Linked DNA regions of Mus musculus: region 1 is linked to region 2. The links are chromatin loops, found by intact Hi-C in ENCODE. Cell type or tissue: left cerebral cortex. All regions are shown on one strand. Links, peaks and the distances in the headings refer to the core of each region. The heading gives the core; the rest is flanking DNA. Region 1 holds the start of Gm20939 (predicted gene, 20939). Region 2 holds the start of Mettl4 (methyltransferase like 4).

Region 1 (5,378 bases), core at 210-5,209, 120 kb before region 2:
CCTCAAACAATCCATGCTGATGCTAGGACAAAACTTTGCTCTCAGATAACTGACAGCAGGGCCCCATCAATGAGGATAAATTCCACACAGTCACTGAATGTAGAAATCAAACTGGTGCAGGCTTGGAGCTTTCACCCCTATGTTCTAGTCTCTTTGAGGAGAGAAGGTACTCTACAGGCTACAGAAAGAGAAACCTGGACTCCCCCCTCCCCCTGCCTTATACACACACACACACACACACACACACCTACAATTGGTCCTTCCTGCAAGATGTGCTGGTACATGATGGTAACAAACTTGGTTGAGTGGCCAACCAAAGTTCAGTTTAACTTGAGACCCTTGACATGAGAGGGAACCCATGACTAACACTGACTGGATTTGTAGGAACCTTACAGAGACTTAAATGGCAAGCACAGAGACAGCATGGGTTTGTGCCAGGTCCCCTGCTGATACGTTATAGTTGTTAGCTTGGTGTTTTTGTGGGACTCCTAACAGTGGGAGCAGGTATAACTCTGACTCTTTTGCTTGATCTTGAGACTTTTTCTCCTATCAGGTTGCCTTGTCCAATATGAAGGCTTTCACCTTTTCTTTTTCTATCTTGTTTTGTCCTGTTAGACTGTCCTCTCTTGGAGGTCTGCTCCTTTTTGAAGAGGAAATGGGGTGAGGGGGTGTTGGATCTTGGGGAGAGGAGTATAGGTGAAGTGTGTGTGTTGGGGGGAATAGCTGGGAAGAGTGTAGGGAGGAAAAACAGTGGTCAGGATATATTGTATGAGAGAGAATCTATCTTCAATTTAAAAATTAATTCAAGGGCTGGTGAGATGGCTCAGTGGTTAAGAGCACTGACTGCTCTTCCGAAGGTCCTGAGTTCAAATCTCAGCAACCACATGGTTGCTCACAACCATCCATAATGAGCTCTGATACCCTTTTCTGGTGTGTGTCTAAAGACAGCTACAGTGTACTTACATATAATAATAAATAAATCTTCGGCCCAGAGTGAGCAGAGGTCCTGAGATCAATTCCCCAAAACCACATGATCACAACCATCTGTACAGCTACAGTATCAGAAAAGGAAAAGGTACAAAGTATAAAAGCTGGGGTGGGGAGGTGTAACCCTCCCCCCAGCCTGAAGCAGGCTGATCCAGACCTTGACCTTGCAGCCACTAAGGAGATTACCTAGGGTGGAGCCTTGCTGCCTAGATGACTCTATTGTTCAGCCACTGCTGAGGTTCTCCTTCAAGACAATGCTGAGAGGCCCCTGCTATTCTGGAGACTACACCCTATCCTGCACATCATCACCTGCAGCTGGTTCCAGGCTCCAAGAATGGATTATCGGGGGATGGGTTCCCCTCCTTTATAAGCACAGTTGTCTATTAAACATTTGAGCTTTGATCAGGAATCTTGACTTAGCTCCATTTTTGTCTCAACCATCTAGTTCTCTCTCTTTCAGCTCCAGTCTGCCTCCCAGGTGTACCCCGGCCAATGTGAGCCACAGGCCGGCTCACAACCAGGAGGTCTTACACAAGCTATTTCTTATGCTAAGTAAGCTTCTTAAGAATACCATCTTGTACACGACTGACATGAGGGAAAAGGAAGGAGATGGGAGACAGCTATGAAGTCAGCAGGAAAATAAAGAAACTATGAAGTTAGCATCATCATCATACAACGGGACACAGTCAGGAGAAGTCTAATCAAACAATGCTGCAAAAGAATTCAGTGTATCTTAAAAATATTTCTGACCAAGCCTCTAGTGGCCTTGGAACTGATAACCACAGCCCCATATGGTGGAAAGAGTTATGGTCTCACAACCTGATGCAACCCCTCCCAAAGCTCCTGGCCCCAGATCATTACCAGCTCTCCCAAGCATATTCCCGGTTTTACAAAAGGAGTTTTATCTCTATACCCAGGGCCTCAGAGAAAGCTTCCAAGGACTAGGCTCCAGGCTGTTACTGGCTCTGCCAAGCATGCTCCTGGGTTTCAGAAGGAGCTATGTCATTCTCCATATATGGGGACCTCAGGGAAAGTATAACTTGATCAGACCAGCACTCAATACAACAGTCTTTTTTACCTTCTCAAATGGTTGTCACTAGGTATCATCTCACCCATGTGGCAGAACAATGCTTTTCTCAAGAAGAAAACTGAAACTTTATAGCACACTAGGCCTTACTGTTGATTGTAATCCTATAATGCTCCATAGAGCAGCTTGTTAAAGGCCTGCTCTTTGATATGGAGATGGACCTAGAGGCTGGTTGTAAATCAAGTTTGTTTCCTTTGTTATGGTTTGGTACCATATTTCTGGATAATCCTGGTGAACAAACTTGTGTATCCTAGCTTCCTAATCTCTAATTGCCCTGGTTAGCATATTACTTATCTGTGGGGTGTTTTACAGGCAGTCCGCTCTCACCTAAATTCTACTTGCTGTGCCTTACTATCTCCTAAGCTTTACTAAATCCTTTACATCATCAATTCCACTCTTTCACGTCACAGCTTGATATTGGATTGCTACCCAGCACATGAGATGCCTTTTATAACTGCCACAAAATTAACTCCAAATGGATTGTCCACCTTAATTTGTAGAAACTAGGACTCTCTGACTTTGGGATCATGCCAAGGATCTTTCTACACACAAGCCAATTGCTCTGCACAGATGCAGCCCCCACAGTTAAGTTATTCAGAGGCAGCCGGGCGTGGTGGCGCACGCCTTTAATCCCAGCACTCGGGAGGCAGAGGCAGGCGGATTTCTGAATTCAAGGCCAGCCTGGTCTACAGAGTGAGTTCCAGGACAGCCAGGGCTATACAGAGAAACCCTGTCTCGAAAAACCAAAAAAAAAAAAAAACAAAAAAAAAAAAAAAAAAAAAAAAAAAAGTTATTCAGAGGCTACAGCTGGGTCCAGCGAGTGGCTAGGACCTCACGGACCTCACAAGTGGCCGCCCACTCAGCCCCGGGAAAGACCCACCACACCAGCTCTCGCTCCTCAGACCCCTGCTTCTTCCCATTGTTGGCAGTGATCATGTGCTCACCATGTCGCAACTTCGGAGCTTGCCTGAGCTCCCTTCACAGCATCCAGCAGCAGGACAGAGAGCACAGCACACAGGACCGTTCAAGCCTGCTCAGCTACTAAGCGAAACCTGTACCACGGCACCCGGAAAACCCTCCTTCTCTTCTGACTGGCAAGTCCGCCTAAAGGCTCTGATTGGCCAGTAAGTCTGGAGTGACTCGAGCACCTCCCTTAGATTTAGAGTGTGCTGAAGGTACACTGTGTAGAGGTTCTCAACCCAAGCTTCAAGTCCAGGGCCAGACCTTTTCCAGATCTACAGGGATTTGCATTTTTGTATTTCTTGTGTCTGTCCTCCAATAGCCTACCCATCTGTCTCCCCGAGCAGCCCCAGGGAGGCCCCACCACTCCACTTGCCGCTGCTCCGCCGCTTGCTCCTCCCTTATGTGGGCAGTGACCCTGTGATCACCGGGTTCTGACTTCAGCCTGAGCTTCCCTCACTCAAGGTAGGTAGCTTGCATAGCCCATTACTCAACTTGCAGGGGAGTTATCCATCTGTCCCACAAGCGGAAGGGTGCTCAGGATATAAACAATTAAAGAGAGACTTTGGGAAACAATACTTTATAGAAATTAGTAGGCTTATTAATTTCTGGTTTGGTATATTCGTAGTGTAATTTGTTTTCACTTACATCTTAAACGATCAATTGAGAAGGATGCAGTTGGGACTGAGGTTGTGTCCAGGACATGTATGTACAAAGCTGTCCAGATAAGATCCCTTTATCTGGACACTCTACAGCGCTGCAAATATGGGCTAGCACATCTTTGCTCTCAAACAAAATACACTGTTTTTTTTTTTTTTTATATTGGAATTACATTTAATCTTTCTTTTCCCTTAAAGATATGAGGTAGTCATTTCTCCTTGGGACAACATTATTTTCATGTTTTCTAAGAACTATACAAGTAGCCAGGGCTATACAGAGAAACCCTGTCTCGAAAAACCAAATAAAATAAAATAAAATAAAATAAAAATAAATAAATAAAATAAAATATAAAAAAATAAATTAAAAAATTAAAAAAAAAGAACTACATAAGTTTTCACTTTGAAATCTTTAATGATTTGCTTAAGAGAGCATATTCTGTGATCCACTGTGTTCATGCTCTACTTCCTTCGATGTCTTGGCAGCAGGTTGCTCTGAATATAGGAACTTAGGTCATATTTTTTCTTTCGTTTTCTTCTTTAGATATTTTCTGAAGATGAGAAGGTGGAATGTTTCATGTTTGGAATGCTTGTTTGCAAAATGACTCTGTCCTTACATATTACAGAGTATGGATGAAGAAAAAGGAGCAAATACTTAATATTTATCAATTAGATATCTTCATATATACTCTGCTACCCACACCATCATTAGCTGTAGATAAGAAATGAAAAGATTTTACTTTTGTCTAGAGTAGAAGAATGGGAACCAATATCCTTAACTTAGTAGTGGTTACAGTGCTGACTACAATATATTTGTTAAATTTTACAAAAAAAAGAGAATTATGTAACTTTTAATATCACCAAGGATGTCTCATGTAAAAGAAATTACCTTATCCTACCTAAAAATTTTGAGCCCTAACAGTACATTTAAGTCCCTTTTTTTCTGTTTGTCAGTAAATAGCTAGTAGGCAAGCCTTGGTTATTGAGAACCTAAATCATTAAACACCATCAAATAGAAAAAAAATTTCTTAACTTTACTTCACATTATATATTGACCAGTTTATAGTTATATGGTATAATGTATAATGACATTAAAAATCACAAATTATAAAAATGACTCTGCTTCTTCTAAAAGGAGAAACACACACCAGCAAGTAGTCTTTGGGGAAATGATTGAGGGAAAAAGCCACTGAAAACGACCACAGAGTCAGCTGTAAGTTAGATGTCCATGGATACAGAAATGGAAAGAAAACAGCCTAAGAAAAAGCTCAAGGTAGGAGCAAATCACTTTTAAAAGGTTAAAGAGGGAAGAGAAACAAACAAGACTATCTTTTTTAAGGGATACCAATTGACAGCTGCACCAAGGTCTAAATTGTATTTCAGGTTATACCCCACAACAGCGTCCTGCATACATGTAGGCTACCATTATAACATGATTTAACATCCACATGAGATAGGGACCTTTACTGGTTTTCCACAGTACAATAAAATAAGTAAAATGCTATTGTATGAGTACTAATGTCATTAAATGAATCTGTTTTCTCCAGAAAGAGACACATGTTAAAGACAGAACTTAGTGGCAGGTCAGTGTTTTGAAAGAGGGTTAGAGTCCTTCCCTGACAGGGTCTCAATGCAGCTCACCACCTGCTATTTATTAGGATGGAAGCAGCAGCAGAAAGGACAATGGT
Region 2 (5,378 bases), core at 185-5,184:
AACACATTTCAGTCAGCTTTGGCTCCCGAGTGAATAACATAGAGACCTGGTATTTGTACTAACACACTGCTGGCACTAAGCTGGGCAGGCTCTGAGCTATTCTAACTCTGTATGGCTGCCTACTGCCCAGACACATGGTCCTTTACCTGCAATCTGAGGTTTGCCTTGGCTCACCCTGGTCCATGCACATGTTCTTCTGGCTGTTCCCTTCCTGACATCTCTGGTCTACCCACATGGTCTCTTCACAACTACTTCTCTGGTCTCTTTGGGACCTGAGACTGGGATCAGATTCCTGCACAATTCTTGCCTTCTGCCCATCTAATTGGCTGTTCAGCTCTTAATTAACCAATCAGAAAAGATGAAAAACGATTTTTTTTACATAACATTGAGAGCAGAGATGCTGACCAAGTCAACCTCTGGATTACAACCAGACTTCTGGGCATAAAAATCGGCCTCTAACTACACAGTGCACAAACTCTATTACTTTACTACACCTGGATTACAATTAACCCACTGTTTCTCAGTTAATACTACTACTGTCTTTCTTGTTCTAATCGCCCTTTCTGTTGCAGATAGCTAATTGTATTTGACATTAATTCTGTTCTCCTGTGAGAGGCGTGGAACAAGGAATAAGTCAGCACTCGGGTGATTACCTGTAAACCTTCTTCCCACCTTAATTTATAAATAAAGGCTAGAGCTGGTGATTGGGCGGTAAAAAGAGGGGAAGATGGAGCTGAAGGTTTTGGGAGAAAAGGAGAGGGAGGGGGCAGGGAGGGAGAGAGAGGGAGAAGGGGGGAGGGAGGGGGAGAGAGAGAGAGAGAGAGAACACGAACGAACACGACTGAGGAGAAGAAGAAGGAAAGTGGGGCAGAAGCACCTGGCCTGCTGTAGTGGTAGATCTGACCAATGTAGGCGCACAGCATGTATTCATATTAATAAAGTTGTGTTTTCATTGCCTGGGCTTATTTGGGTTGGAGATTTACTGCAACACCTTTCAACAAAGATAAACAATCCGGTTCACAACACAGGCTGCTCCCACTTTTAAAACAAGTATCAAAATAATGTCTATGTTGGATCGTGTCTCCATCTCTGCAGCATCAGACGCTATGCACTCGGCCCTAGCTTCCATTGAGGGTTAGACCGCATTTTATTGTTGTTGTTTTGTCTTGAGCTAGGGGTGGAGAGGCAAACCCTTCAGCACGCTAGGCAGAGCATTGAGCCACACCCCTCCTTGTTTTGGTGGCTTGCATTCCACCTAATTTTACTCTCATGATTTCACTGGTTCCCAGTCCTTTTCCGTAGCAGGCTTTAAGATGCAGCATCAGGACGGGAACACAGCACACCAAACAGCTTTCCCCCTGTCAGTCCCCACCTGTTAGCATCATCTCCTCCCGCTACAAACGTTGCAGAGCCGGGCAGATCCCCACCCCAGCTTCCTCTCAACAGTCAGCTCCAGCGCCGCGGACCATTTTAACACAGTCAGAGCTGATCCCAGCTCAGCAGTTACCTTTCGCTCAGCTTCTCAACGAGACCCAGCGCCCAGTTTTCAGTAAACGACACCACTGCACACGAAAACACAGCCGCCAAAACCAGAGCGTCCGCCTTGGTCAACCCACGGCGGTTTCAATTTTAAAGTTTCCGCCCGCGCTGACGTCAGGATTGCGACGGCGAGTATGCATGCGCAAACGCTCAGCGCCCGCCCTCGTCGCCGGAAGTGTCCGCATCGGCGGCTCAACGCGCTCCGGGCTCCTCCCAGGTCATCGTCGGTGTCGGCGACCTGAAGGGAGTTCCATCCTATCCGGGAAGCTGGCGTCTAGGACGAGTAGTGCTGTCGGGCGGAGCGGCCCGAGCCCTCCTGGAGTCGAGTTCCGTACAGCAATATGGCCGTGTCCTGGAACTAGAAAGCGAGGGTTTGTTTCCGAAAGGATGGAGGCCAGGACCTGTTTTAGATGAGTGTTGTTTCCACGTGGCGAGCCTGGGAGGCGGCGTGACGTTTCCTGACGGTAGGAGAGGCTGTCGAGAGTGGCGGCGGAAGAGCCTGAGGGATATTTATCGTCAGGCTGCCTCAAGTGCTGTGGACTACCGCCGCCCAGGGTCGGAACTACAAGCAGGCGTTGCCAGTTCCCGCACGGTGGTGGCCTGTCCCTGGGCTAAAGTGTAGATGATTCCGGGGTCTCAGCGCAATTGTGCCATTAGCTAGTTTTGAGCTAAGCATTTTTTTTTTTTTTTTTGAGAGTTTGAGGTTCCCTAGCAGTCACAGTGTCTCCTCACATCACGTCTCGACTGGGAAACCAAAATCTCAGGTATCACGAAGATCTCCATTACCAAATAGCAGTCAGCAGATATATTAGAAGGTATTACATTTCAGACTCTGTGAGCAGCAATTCATGGGGATTATCTCATTTACTTCTCCAAACTAATGGCATTAGAACATAAAAACGAGCGTTTTAGTAGGGCGTTGTGGTACACGCTTTTAATTTCTGCGCTCAGGAGGCAGGGGTGGGTGTGTGTGGGGGGGGGTGGGGTGGGGTGGGGGAATCTCTGTGAGTTTGAGGCCAGCCTGGTTTACATAGTGAGTTCTGGGACAGCTAGAGCAGCGTAGACACTATCTCAAAACAAAACAATCAACCAACAAACCAAACAAACCAAAGAAAAACCACCCCAAACAAAACACACACATGCAAACAACTCCAAAAACCAAAAAGATAATTTTGAGGCTCAGTGAAATCAAGTAATTTAGTTTGTATGTGGGGCAGTGTCCACACCCGAGAGAGTCTTGAATTTGAGGCCAGTTTGAGGGACCTGGCATACACCAGGGCAACCTAGTGACATCCTGTCTTTAAAAAACAAACACTACAGTCAGTTGCATAAGAAATTTGACTATAAATGCTATACGAGCCTTTAATTTATTTTTTATTCGGTGCTCTCTTAAGGTTTCTACAACATTATAATAAAGCTATATCCAGAAATGTAAAACATATTTTAAGTAAAGATAAAGAAGTTCTGAGAAACCTAGTTACTGGAGTGTGGCTCAAACATTATAAATCTTGATGTTCTGACCTAGCAAACTAGTTGTGAACTTCTGATTACTATTCATACTGCACTTGGTTTGGCTGGAGCAGTCTTTTAATCCTATTGCTCTACAACTGATAACGATTAGGTAGGGCAGGGATCTGAGTAATGGAGTGACTTCTGTGGCAATAGTAGTTTGAAAACACAACAGCTCTTTTTCCGTTACTTTCTGTGGCCCTCTCTAAATAGATTTATATCATTTAAAAAAGGGTAAATTCTTATAGGTAATTACTATCCTTTGACTTGACAGGACACTCACCTTTTAAGGATTTAGTGACTTGAATACTTGGACCATGTGGACTCGTGCCTTGATTCGAGGACCAAAACAGGACCACAGAGGACACCCGAAGAAAGGAGAATCAAACTAAGAAGCGTCTTTGACTACATTGGCTGAAAATTTTGAATGACCAATTCTGAAATTAAAAGACACTTAAAGTATCGCATTTTTCCTTAGAGGTGATATGTACACACTCACCTTGTATGTTTAAATATAAAACCTTCTTGTGTGTACAAAGTACATCGTTGATATACAGGACATTAAGAACTTAATTACAACATTGGTATCAACCCAGGACCCCCATACTGAGCTATACTCCCAGTCCTAGTTCTGATTCTTGATTATCAGTTTTTTGTTTTTGTTTTTTGTTTTTTTGTGAGAATGTCTGTGGTGCATCATTTGCCTCCTGGGTGGTTACTGGATCATCTTTCTTTCATTAACAAAGTAAACTATCAACTTTGCCAGCATCAAGAGTCTTTTTGTAGTAAAAACAACCCTACTTCTTCTGTCTACATGGATTCTCTTCAGCTGGATCCCGGGTCTCCTTTTGGAGCTCCTGCTATGTGCTTTGCTCCTGACTTCACTACTGTGTCGGGCAATGACGATGAAGGAAGTTGTGAAGTGATCACCGAAAAATATGTTTTCCGATCTGAGCTATTTAATGTCACCAAACCTTACATAGTTCCAGCTGTTCACAAAGAGCGCCAACAAAGTAACAAAAACGAAAATCTAGTGACTGACTATAAACAAGAGGTCTCTGTTTCTGTTGGGAAGGTAGGAAGTTTTAATTGTCTTTTTTTTTTTTTAACATGAAACAAAAAATCTCATTAAGTATCTCAAACATCTTCCCATTTTCTTTTTTTTTAAAGGTTCTAAGATTTTTTTATTTTTTTATAGTTTTTTTTTCCAATTTTTTTATTAGGTATTTACTTCCTTTACATTTCAAATGCTATCCCGAAAGTTCCCTATGCCCCCCTACCCCCACCTTCCCATTTTCTAAGTATAAAAAAGAGTTAATAATGCAGACGGTGTTAGCATGTCCAAGAGCAGTTGTGGGTTGCCCTCCAACTCATTGCCTAGCTGAGGATCACAGGTTTCTTATCCTCCTGTCTCCACTTCCCAAGTGCTGGGGTTCTCAGCAGGTGCTGTCAGACATCTTTAATTATACTTTCTAACATCCTACTATTTTAGAACAACACATTGCATGTTTCAAAAAGTAAATAGAGGTCAGGAGAGGTGGCCCAGCAGATGAACAGAGGTGCCTGCTGCTGAAACTCATGGTCTGAGTTTGATCGCAAGGGCCCACTTGGTGGAAGGAGAGAGCTGCCTCCCAGAAGTTGTCCTCTAACCTCTCTCTGCCTGGGTGCCATGGCTATGCACCCCTCCCCACAATGCACAATGAATGCATGAATAAATAAATATATTCTAAATGTTTGTGAGAAAACCTGAAAGAAAGCAAGAGTCTTGTGACTTCAGATTCTTCAAAATCATGAAATTGTTCTTGGGATGTAAAAGTGAATTTATTCATCACGACTGGATTTTGTTACTTGTTTATATGCCTTTATGGAAAATCATGTTTTTACCATACCCTACCTGTCAACCTCATTTGGCTTGCCTTTGTGATTGTACCTGTTACTCACATGACTCTTCTTAACCTCCAGAATATAAATTGTCCTATACTCTGATAAACTGATAAACTTGGCTATCGCATGAGACATGAATCTACCTCATCTGTTCGCTTCATTCTCCTAGGTCTCACTGCCAGCAAGAGTGGTAAATAGTACTGAATGTTTTTACACCTGTTTTTGCTTTTAAAATTTCTATGAAAAAATTTCTAATTATTCAGTGGATTTTAGGGAATTTTAAAGGCCTGTGTTTTGGGAATAGGCTTGTATAATAAAAGCTTGAGAGAAGGGTGTTTTTGTAAAGTTTTCTAGTGATAATAGGAAAGCTTCTATGGAATATACATATTTATAAGGTACTTGTGTTTGAGTATATACTTTGGGGCAGTTTTGCAGAAGTTTGAGTC

Evidence for each region. Peaks named below come from ENCODE experiments on the same cell type or tissue, not always from the same donor. Only the 100,000 strongest peaks of a DNase experiment are listed, where the experiment ranks them.
Region 1: it touches region 2 in a loop (6-fold over the local background); 1 of 42 quality-filtered maps calls a loop at or near these places.

The regions. Positions count from the first base shown.
Region 1 is chr17:94,862,653-94,868,030 of GRCm38, reverse strand. Gm20939 (predicted gene, 20939) reads right to left here and starts at 3,130. Exons shown (of 4, transcript NM_001379445.1): 1 at 3,019-3,130. The coding sequence starts at 3,021. It also overlaps the pseudogene Gm19853. In left cerebral cortex, for the core only: no CTCF peak of the experiment used is centred there; DNase peaks (open chromatin) are centred at 2,552 and 3,173; H3K4me3 peaks cover 1,070 bases; H3K27ac peaks cover 753 bases.
Region 2 is chr17:94,746,362-94,751,739 of GRCm38, reverse strand. Mettl4 (methyltransferase like 4) reads left to right here and starts at 1,721. Exons shown (of 9, transcript NM_001357135.1): 1 at 1,721-2,354; 2 at 3,323-4,123. The coding sequence starts at 3,731. It also overlaps the pseudogene 2700099C18Rik. In left cerebral cortex, for the core only: a CTCF peak has its summit at 2,085; a DNase peak (open chromatin) is centred at 1,877; H3K4me3 peaks cover 1,614 bases; H3K27ac peaks cover 758 bases.